Regions from separate parts of the Mus musculus genome. Here all the other regions are linked to region 2. A link is a contact called in ENCODE Hi-C or POLR2A ChIA-PET data. All regions are on one chromosome and are shown on one strand. The core of a region is the stretch at or near the end of the contact, and the rest is flanking DNA. Distances in the headings are between cores, read along the strand shown.

Region 1 (3,175 bases), core at 136-2,635, 47 kb before region 2:
CCACCTGTCTTCCAAGATAAGAAACTCCAGCACAGGCAGAAGAATTCACGTCCTTGCAGACATCTGGTGTAAGCAAACGTGGTAGGTCTTCATGCTATTCTCATTTTAATGGCCTCCATTGCTTTTGACCTCTGAATCCCACTGTTTAAGAATGGGCACTCAACCTGAGGGCTTTATCAGCATCCTAGATGACTGGTTGGATGGCGGGTAATTCTTTGCACTGCCATTTTTGAGAACTTCGACCATAGACTCTGATCGTGGGACCAAATGACTTTGGCCAGCCTTCCATTTCCAGTTCCTCAATTCGTGAATTAGCTAGGGATGAATAAAGTGTGCCTACCCCACCCTGCCCTCCCATAAAAGAAAGGACCGCTCTGCTCATACTGCATGCGCTGCAGAGAAACCACACTACTTCCGAGATGAAGAAACGCAGTGTAGGCAAACGGAAATAACTTTTAGCTGGCATCAAGGGGAGGAGGTACTTGCAGTCAAAAGTACGTTGCTTCTACACTCTCTGCCTCCTGTGAAAAGAGACTCACAATGTGGGCTGCGTGAATGCCACCCGGGCAGAAGTGTCAACGATGGCATTTGATGGGCTACTGCGACAAGAACACAAAGAAGGAAGCTAGGTCCCCTTCATTAATAAAGGTCACCTTGAGAAAGTTTGATGGGAGGAGCTACATCTTCACTCCCTAATAGACTGCTCCCTGGTTGGGTGGGGGAGCTGGGGCTGCACCCTGTGACCATCTCCAGTAAGAGGGATGTTGCTAACTCCAGTATTGTCTGCAATCTTTCCGACTTCCTCCGTACCTACTCCCTTAACCCTATTAGCATCTACATATAACTCTGCTGGAACCTTCCAGCAGAAGGGACTCTTTGTTTCCCTTTCCAAGACAGACTCCACCACCCTGAAGCTTAGCAGTGATTAGTATGGACATGTGACATGCTTAGTGAGTGTAACGGTCCCTCATTCCTGACATCCTCAGTGTGCAGGAAAGTAGACACCCCCCACCCCACCCCAAATGCAACAAGACAATCAACGCACCCATCAGTTGGAGGGCAATAAATCAGTCCTATTTGTGTGTGCATAGGTGCAGCCAGCAAGAAACCAAGACAATTGTGTTTTGGGGTTTTCTGAAATTTGTCTTGGCACACTGGCCATAGATTTAGTTTCACTACCACATCCTGACACCGCTGACATTGAAGTCGCAGCAATTTAACACAAAATGACTGAGAAATAAACAGCACATCGGCCGTGGTTTCTGATTTTTCTCTCCGGCCATCCCACCTATTAAATATAACAAGGCACCACAGCAGCTGCAATTTACAGCAGAGTCTCCGAGAGGAGGACGGTGTCAGACTTGACATGCCTGCCGCTGGCAGTGGGGAGCCTAATTGTGCCAGCATCAGCTTGTGTGACTTGGCCTTCATTAAGCTGCTATTTGAGACCCTGCTATACTGTCAGCAGGACTGTTTGGGCCCCTTCTTACATGGCGGGAAAAAAAAATGAAAAAAGTGAAATAACAGTGGCGCTGGCTCGTGATGTTTGGTTTTCTTGAACTGTGACAGACATGGAGTTTCTACTTTCTATCCCAAAGTTTCCATTGCCCCCATAAAACCCCTCCTCTTTGGAGACACCCATTTCTCTTACTGTTCCAGGTTTCTCAGCCACCTCTAGGCTGGCTGGGGAGGTTTGGGGCTTCACAGTAAAAGCTCTGGATACCGGAAAGCAGGCCAACTGTGTCTGCAAAGGCTACTGGCTAGCTTAGAAGCAATACAGGAAAGGGAATCAAGGAAAGAGTATGGCTGGACCCACATTTAAAGAGCTAGTCAATGACCTCAATGGTCTTCCATGGACAAGCCACCATAGCTCTGGAGAGAAGCTATGGTTTCGTTTGCTCGCTTGTTTCTTTGTTTTTGGTTTTTTGTTTTATTTTGTTTTGTTTTTGTACTTTTTTTAATTGGATAGTTTCCTTACTTACATTTCAAATGTTTTCCCCTTCCTAGGTCTCCCCTTCTGAAACCCCCTACCCCTTCCCCACCCTCTATGAGGGTGCTCTCCACTTACCCACCCACTCCCGTCTTAATGCCCTGGCATTCCCCTACACTGGGGCAAAGACTCTCAGGCCCAAGGGCCACTCCTCCCACTGATGTCCAACAAGGCCATCCTCTGCCACATATGCTGCCGGAGCCATCGGTCCCTCCATGTGTATTCTTTGGTTGGTGGACCAGTCCTGGGGGAGCTCCAGGGGGTCTTGCTGGTTTACACTCTTGCTCCCCCCATGGGGCTGCAAACCCCCTCAGCTCCTTCAGTCCCTTCTCCAACTCCTCCATTGGGGACCCCACACTCACTCCAATGGTTGGCTGAGAGCATCCACCTCTGAATTCGTCAGGATCTGGCAGAGCCTCTCAGAAGACAGCTATATCAGGCTCCTGTCCCGGTTGCTTGCTTGTTTCTACGATAGGATCTAGCAATGTAGCACAGGCTGGCTTTGTACACATGATCCTTCTGCCTCAGCCTCCCAGTGGTAAGACTCCATGCATAGACTATCGATGCTCGGTTCAGCACTGAGATCTGATGTTTGGCATCAGTTCTACAGGGTACAATATCTTTGTTTATAACATGTACATCTCTCTTTTTCTTCCTCCCTCATTTCCTCCTTTGTCCACATCTCCCTTCCTTTCTTCTTCCCTCCTTTCCTTCATCTCTTTCAACTTCCTCCCTCTCCCTTTCTCCTGTCTCTTCTACTCCATTCTCTTTCACTCCTTTCTTTCTTCCATTTAAACTATGATTTTAGGAGCACTCAAGGGTGACCAGGGCTGGCTGTTTCTGCAGAGGACCTGAGTTCAATCCCCAGCCCCCACGTGGAGGCTCACAGCTTAGTGCAACTCCAGTTACCAGGGATCTGGTACCCTCTTCTGGTCTCTCTGGCTTTGCATGCATACAGTATACACACATGCATTCAGACAAAACATATACATGCATACATAGATACATACATATATACACACACATATACATACATACATACATACATACATACATACATACATACATACCAAAGCAGCTGTGCATTTTGTTCTCTGACATCCAGTCACCTTTTGGAACCACCAGTGCAGCTAAAGAGGGTACGACCCCACAACATCATAATTCATACAACTACTGCAGAGAACA
Region 2 (3,110 bases), core at 294-2,793:
GACGGCATGTCGATTTTATAAACCTCCTTGGCGTAGTACTCCTCGTCGCTCCGCTCGCGCTCGCAGGCGGCTGCCCTCCGGCTTGCCTTCTCCTGCAGTAAGTCCCTGGTACTGTTGTAGATGGAAATCACCTCCGGGGGGACCTCATCCGGCTCCGGATAGTCTTCCGGGGGGCTGGTGAGCTTCAGCTTGCTCAGGATCTGCCCGCGGATGGCCTCGATCCTCTTGCGCATAAACTGATCCATGTCGAGGGTGCTGCAGGTAGACAGACTGAGCGCCACCGGGACCAGATGCAGGAGCAAAAAGGTGCTCAGCACACAGTAGTGCATGTTTTTAAAAGGAAGAAACGTTGATGTTGTTATTTAAAGTAAGAAAAAATATATATAAAAAAGAAACTAGTAATTCTCAGAGCGGTCAGGTAGAGTTGTTTTTAATACGAAACTTTTGCAAAGCAGTCGAAAGTTAATGCCCAATAGAAAAACGTCCCTGGCTGGGATTCCTTTAAAAAAGAAAATGCAACGCGTTCCCAACGTGGAGATATTAATATGCGATGCTGGGGCGGGGTGGGGGGGGAATCTCTCACTTTAAGGAGTAAGAAAGGTTTGTTTTTTTTTTCTCCTGGAAGGGAGAGGGTGAGTGGCTCTGAAGTAGAAATAAACTTAAGAGGAAGAAATGGAGTTCAGTGTGTCAGGCTCGGTGCGGAGTGGCTGATCTGAACTCCGATCCTCCGGCCAAAAGGGACGAGACGAGAAGGTCCGGGGGCTGGCAGGAGGCACGCAGGGCCGCGGGGAGCGCTGAGCGGCGGCCGGGGCTGCGCCGGGCTCTAACTGAGAAGTTCAAAGACCGAGCGGCTCGGCCCTGCCTTCCACACGTGTGTGGATGAGTGTGCGTGTGGATGTGTGCGCGTGTGCGCGCGTGCGTGCGCGCGCGCCGAGGGCGAGCCTGGCGAGCCGCGGGGAGGCAGATGCGCCCCGGAGCGGCTCACTCGGAGACTCGGTGGGATACTGTCCGCCCCGGAGATCCACAGAGGCCGGAGCAGGCGGCGAGGATCCCGCTCCTGCCGGCCGCGCTGTGGCCTACACCCGGCTGGGTCGCTCCACGTTGCAGCCGCCGCTGCTGCCTGCAAAGAGGGCCAGCCTCCAGCTCGGTCCTTCAGATCCTCCTTTTCTTGCTCCAGGCGGCCAAGGGCGACAGCGATCGGCCACCTCCTTAACCCCTGTGGAACAACACCGCCTCCTGGGCGCGTTGGCTGCGGGCTGCCCCGGGACTCGCACCCTTCCCTAGCTTCTCCTAGCTTCCACCAAGGTTGCACTTTCTCGCTTAGGGTAAGTAGGTACTTGCGACCCTAAAATAGACCTCTGCCGATCCTTCTCTCCGCAGATGGGTTGCTCCAGAATGGCTCTTTAAACCCTAATACTTCTCTCCATCCCTGACGCCTGCCCCAGAGCTCAGCTCTCAGCGCCTTCTCTCTTTCTCTCCCACTCGCTCTCCTGCCGGCAGTTTCAGCAGCTCTGCTCCGAGCAAACCTGCTGCCAGCAGATAACATCACGATTCTGCCCGGAGCAGAGTTTTATATGTGCTCCCCAAACCACGTGTTTGCCTTCAACAAAGTGACGCGCTAGGATTACAGTCAGAAGTCCTCTGTTACTAAGACCACGAGCTCTGGACCATTGGAGGGGGTGTGGAAAAGGGGGACGGCCAGTAAGGGAGGGCGACTGGCATGAGGAATTTGCAGTAGTCACTGTCTGTGATCACCAAGGGTCTGTGTGTGGAGGGGCAGGCAGCTAAGCATCCCGTTTCTACATGGTGGGGATCACTCATTCGCAGCTTCCCTGAGTCCCTCCTGTGTTGAGTGCGTGCCCATGCATGTACAGGCGTGTACACACACACACACACACACACACACACACACACACACACACACACACACACACACACACTGTGCTCCATGGAGCTCCAGCCCAGCCCTGAAGACATGCCTTCCAATCTGAGACTGCTGACCTAACTCTTGAGTTCTCCGGGATTCCACAGGTTGTTTTTCATTAGCCTGTTTACAATCCAGCCCTGTTTGCCTGTGAACCAGCAGAATACAGAAGTGTCCCTTTCACCCAATGCATGCTCTGTATCACTGCTTTGAATAAAGGAACTGTTGCCTTCTTTATGTGAGCCCCTGCTCATGTGGCTTTCTCCTCAGCCTTCCTAGACAAGGATGACCCACCATCTTCTGCCTGTCGCAGCATTATCTAAGACACCTGGGTTTTAAATGTTTGCTGTCTCCTGTCACACAGTATCATAACTTGACATTTTCTACTTCAACTTGCTCAAACTGGTTGGATAACAGAATCTTTCTTCCCACTGGTCTTTCCCCTTTAGTCAAAGTCAACATTTCAATCTTAGTGATGACTCTGTGGCCACGATGACTACACAGGTTGTTAAAGCTGGAAACTGTTGAGAATTCCCCCAGGTTAAGACCTCAGTATCATTTTCCTAGTTCAAAAGGATCAAACCTTTAGGGATGCATACATGTGTATGTGTGTGTGTGTGTGGGGGGGGTTATATTCTTACTAGAGGGAGCTGTAATGATATGTAATGATATAGCTGGCATACATTATATACAGCAATGAACATTATTATTTGTATTTCACAGACAGGGAGACTGAGGCCATAGGAAGTGAGGTCTGTTGTTGCAGAAAACAGGAAGGGGTGGGTCTGGGTTTTGCAGAGAGAGCCCGCCCACCTCCTGGGTTCTTTCCCACCATGTACTTGGAAGAAGTATAAGGTCCCAGAACATGTGACAAGCAGGGATCCGGGGGTTCCGTAAGTGTGGGAGCTGCAGAATAATCTACTGCCCTCTTACAGAATCAAGACCCCCCCACAGTCATGTTCTATGTTCTAAGATTCCTGCAGAAAACTCTCTCTTGAATTATCATCTCCCCACCCACCTTGAACACAAAATTCTTCTACTCCACTGGCCCTGAGGAACACCCTGGCATGAATGAATTGTTCCAACACGCACCTAAATGATTCTAAAAACCTCCATTATTGGCAGACTTCTTCCTTCAAGGTCAGCCCCAGGCAGACGGGTTCGACCACCACCACCTTACGATTCT
Region 3 (3,073 bases), core at 570-3,069, 43 kb after region 2:
ACTGTGGATTCTCTATTTGCAAGGTCACATATGTGGGTGGTATCATTAGTTTTGAACAATATAAATACTTCCCGCACATGCCCTCACCCAGACACACTCCATCCTGACCATTTCTTGTGTTCACATCCTCTTGTAACTGTAACTCTAAGTCACTGCCTAGAGGGTTACTGTAACATAATAGAGTGCAAACATTCATTGGATGTTTCTATATTATATGTTTTCATTATATTCATTATATGTTTCTATATTATTCAAAAGCCTCCTTAACATATGATCTAAAGCTGAAGAAAACTTTAGACACCTAGTCAGTATTTGTGCTGAAAAGAACATTTTCCCTCGCAATTATCTAATATTGAGAAAAGAAATCCAATTTCCACCCAAATCCGAAAGCAGTGTTGATGTCTTACTTAAATGTAATAGTGTTTTTTTTTTCTTAGACAGTAATGCTTACAATTATTCAATTCAAAACTGTACCATAGGAGATAAAATGGCTGAGCAGGTAATGGCACCTGCTGCCAAACTCCTATAAGTCCTCAGACCTCCACATGTGGGTACACAGCAAATAAACCAATGCAGTAAAAACACCACCAGGACCAGAGCTTCTAATTCCTGCCCAACAGGTTGTTTTTTTAACCCCTCTGGTGAGGGCTGAGGACCTCAAAAGCTTAGTCAGCTGCTTCTTGGTCTTGAAGTCCAAGTGCACTCATTCGTTAACTTATGGACCCCTGAGTGACAGTTGTTGATCTAGGAACTGAGGTTCAAGTGTCTGCACACTTAGGGAACTTTCAAACAGCACAAACGCTTCACAAGATTTAAAACGTGGTGCTTTTAAAGTGAGCAGAGTGGGGCTGGAGAACATGTGCATGCATTGCTCTTCCACAGGAACAGTTTCTTCCTCAGCAGCCATTCAATCTCCTCTCACGCCCAGCGCACATACATACAACTTAAAAATAAATAAAGTAATAATAATAATAAAAGCGTCTAAAGAAAGCAAAGCATCAAGCCTCAAGTGAGAGTGACAGAAAAGGCTGCATTAGAAAAATAAGGGAAAATCTCTTTGACAAGTACTGGACCAGAGACTGAAGTCAATGAAAATGTAGGTGACATACAGGTGTTTCAGGAATACTGCAGGCAAAAGGCAGAGACCTCCAGAATGAGCAGCCAACATGAACAGAAAACAGCAGAGCAGCAAGTGACCAGACCTATCATGCAAGTTAAAAGCAAGTTAAAAATTCTGAATGTTACTCATGAACTAGTGGCTTCCCGTAGTAACTGAAGCCACATTCGCGGTTAACTGAAAGCATTAGCCACACCGAAGCAGTAAAGGAGTGTGGGAGCCAAATGCCTGAGCTTCCTAAGAAGCTCCTGCCAAGAAGTATGTTTAAAAGTAGCAGCCAACCCCAGCCACACAATGGGGAGACCTCCGGAGACTCACCTACCTTTCATTCTGAAACTGTATCAAACGTTACTTCAGTATCTCTCCTTTACCATTTCTTTAACTCTCTCTTTTCTAACTCCCAAAGGCTCACAATCCCCCCTGCACAGTAACAGTATTTCTTCTCTCTTGTGGCCTCTTGCTGCTGGCTCCCTGAGCCTATCCCACCCATTATTTCAATCGCGACCCTTCCTTTCACTTTGCTAGGGGTTCCAAATAGAAGCTCGCAACATTGCTCTTACAGCCGTTTCTATGATCTGCTAACAAACTGACTGGCTGTAAGTAAAAAGAGTCAAATCCTCCCAAAGATGCGAACATTTTGCAAGGTTCTCAATACCAGCTTTGGTTCTTCTGTGCCCAAACACTTAGCCTATGTTTTGATCTGCGACAACTAACCGTGTTTTTACTCCACTTCTAAGCGGGTACAGGACCTGCAAAAGGCCTGGGGTTATCGCCTGCCCATCTTTTGCTCTGCTCTTAATTTGTGTACTGCCTGTCATTATCTCTTCCTTTACTGTTAAGTTTCTGATTGGCACCGGCAGTTTCGCCCATCTCAGTAACAGCTGACTGAGTGGAAACACAAAATTAACCGTGACAGCGAGGAGCCTCGGAACAGCAGGGCTCCTCGCCCAACCTCACTCGCCCCACACACTCAACGGCAAGGAAACGCAACCCTAGCCATGGGAAGGAAGCTCAGCCGCCGAAGCTCCGCCAGGCCACATTACCTTCTCCATCAGAAGAGTCTTTGACCTCATCTTCTAGCTTCGACGCTGCAGCCTTGGCTACCATCTTCATCTTTTTCTTCTTCTTCGGAGAACGCTTCAGTATCTCCCCTGGGCTCACACGTGAGTCCTGAACGGCCGCAGCCATCTTGGCTCGCCGGAAGTGCCACCTGATAATTCCGTCGTGTTGCAACACACGGAACTTCCTCCTCTAGTTCCGGAACAGTTGTCCCGCCTGAAGTTCCGCTGTGGGAGCCTCGGGTAGGGACGGAGAGAGGACACGACCTACCGGTTTTCTCCGGCAGAGTCGGTTCCTGGCCTCACCCCGGCCCCTTCTGGGCGGCTGCTGCTGACTGCTCTCCTTTCCCTCCCCCAGAAGCTGGGTTCCGAGTTAGAAACCGCATTCCGAACCCACTGAATCGAGACTCTCCGAGAAGGAATGGATAACAAGGGAACAGCTACGGAATCAGAAAGCAAGCTCAACTCTTAACATGTTCTTGTGCTGGTTTGGCTTTTGTTCTGTTGTTGTTGTTGTTGTTGTTGTTGTTGGCTATTGTTCTGTTGTTGTTGTTGTTGTTGTTGTTGTTGTTTTTCCCCTAAGGACCAAGCACGGTGTTTTTGAATGGACGTTTCTGGATTTTGATAGATCTGAGAGGCTGCCCGGGTAAGGGGCGGTGGAATGAGCCATGTCCTAAATCCTCCCTAGCACCTGCCCTAAACTAAAGCAGCCTTGCAGTTAGTCCCAAGGTGGGGTTTGGGGGTGAGGGCGACAATAGGATTACCCTCCTAAATTAAACCTTTAAATCCTACCTAGTTCCTTCACTAATCTGCTAAACTCAGACTCCACCCTTCCTTCGAAGGACTACAAATGTAAGGAATCCCCTTGGTTTTGTGACTTGCTCTTGGATTCCCCACC

The links. A loop is a pair of places that touch in the nucleus more often than their neighbours do. ChIA-PET counts read pairs that join two places held with the same protein, here RNA polymerase II (POLR2A).
Region 1: a map of gastrocnemius shows a loop between it and region 2 (2.8-fold over the local background). The contact joins the enhancer-like site here to the promoter of Tgfb2 in region 2. A Hi-C loop is called at or near these places in 4 of 37 maps with a recorded cell type or tissue (gastrocnemius and left cerebral cortex). POLR2A ChIA-PET finds 5 or more read pairs at or near these places in 1 of 5 experiments (embryonic stem cell).
Region 3: a map of v-Abl transformed pro-B cells shows a loop between it and region 2 (2.6-fold over the local background). The contact joins the promoter of A430105J06Rik here to the promoter of Tgfb2 in region 2. A Hi-C loop is called at or near these places in 1 of 37 maps with a recorded cell type or tissue (v-Abl transformed pro-B cells). POLR2A ChIA-PET finds 5 or more read pairs at or near these places in 3 of 5 experiments (all embryonic stem cell).

Annotation. Positions count from the first base shown.
Region 1 is chr1:186,657,608-186,660,782 of GRCm38, forward strand. All of the region lies in intron 1 of Tgfb2 (transforming growth factor, beta 2), which reads right to left. Among named protein-coding and RNA genes, the nearest start is that of Gm26169, 18 kb to the right of the region's middle. Within about 2 kb of position 1,386, at least 1 of the 3 ENCODE cell types and tissues checked has a DNase peak (open chromatin) inside an H3K27ac peak, as active enhancers do; it is gastrocnemius, where a contact is called at or near this core.
Region 2 is chr1:186,704,446-186,707,555 of GRCm38, forward strand. It overlaps Tgfb2 (transforming growth factor, beta 2), which reads right to left and starts at 1,544. Exons shown (of 7, transcript NM_009367.4): 1 at 1-1,544. The coding sequence starts at 329.
Region 3 is chr1:186,747,004-186,750,076 of GRCm38, forward strand. A430105J06Rik (a long non-coding RNA gene) reads left to right here and starts at 1,820. Exons shown (of 2, transcript XR_003948551.1): 1 at 1,820-2,821. It overlaps Rrp15 (ribosomal RNA processing 15 homolog (S. cerevisiae)), which reads right to left and starts at 2,355. Exons shown (of 5, transcript NM_026041.2): 1 at 2,161-2,355. The coding sequence starts at 2,305.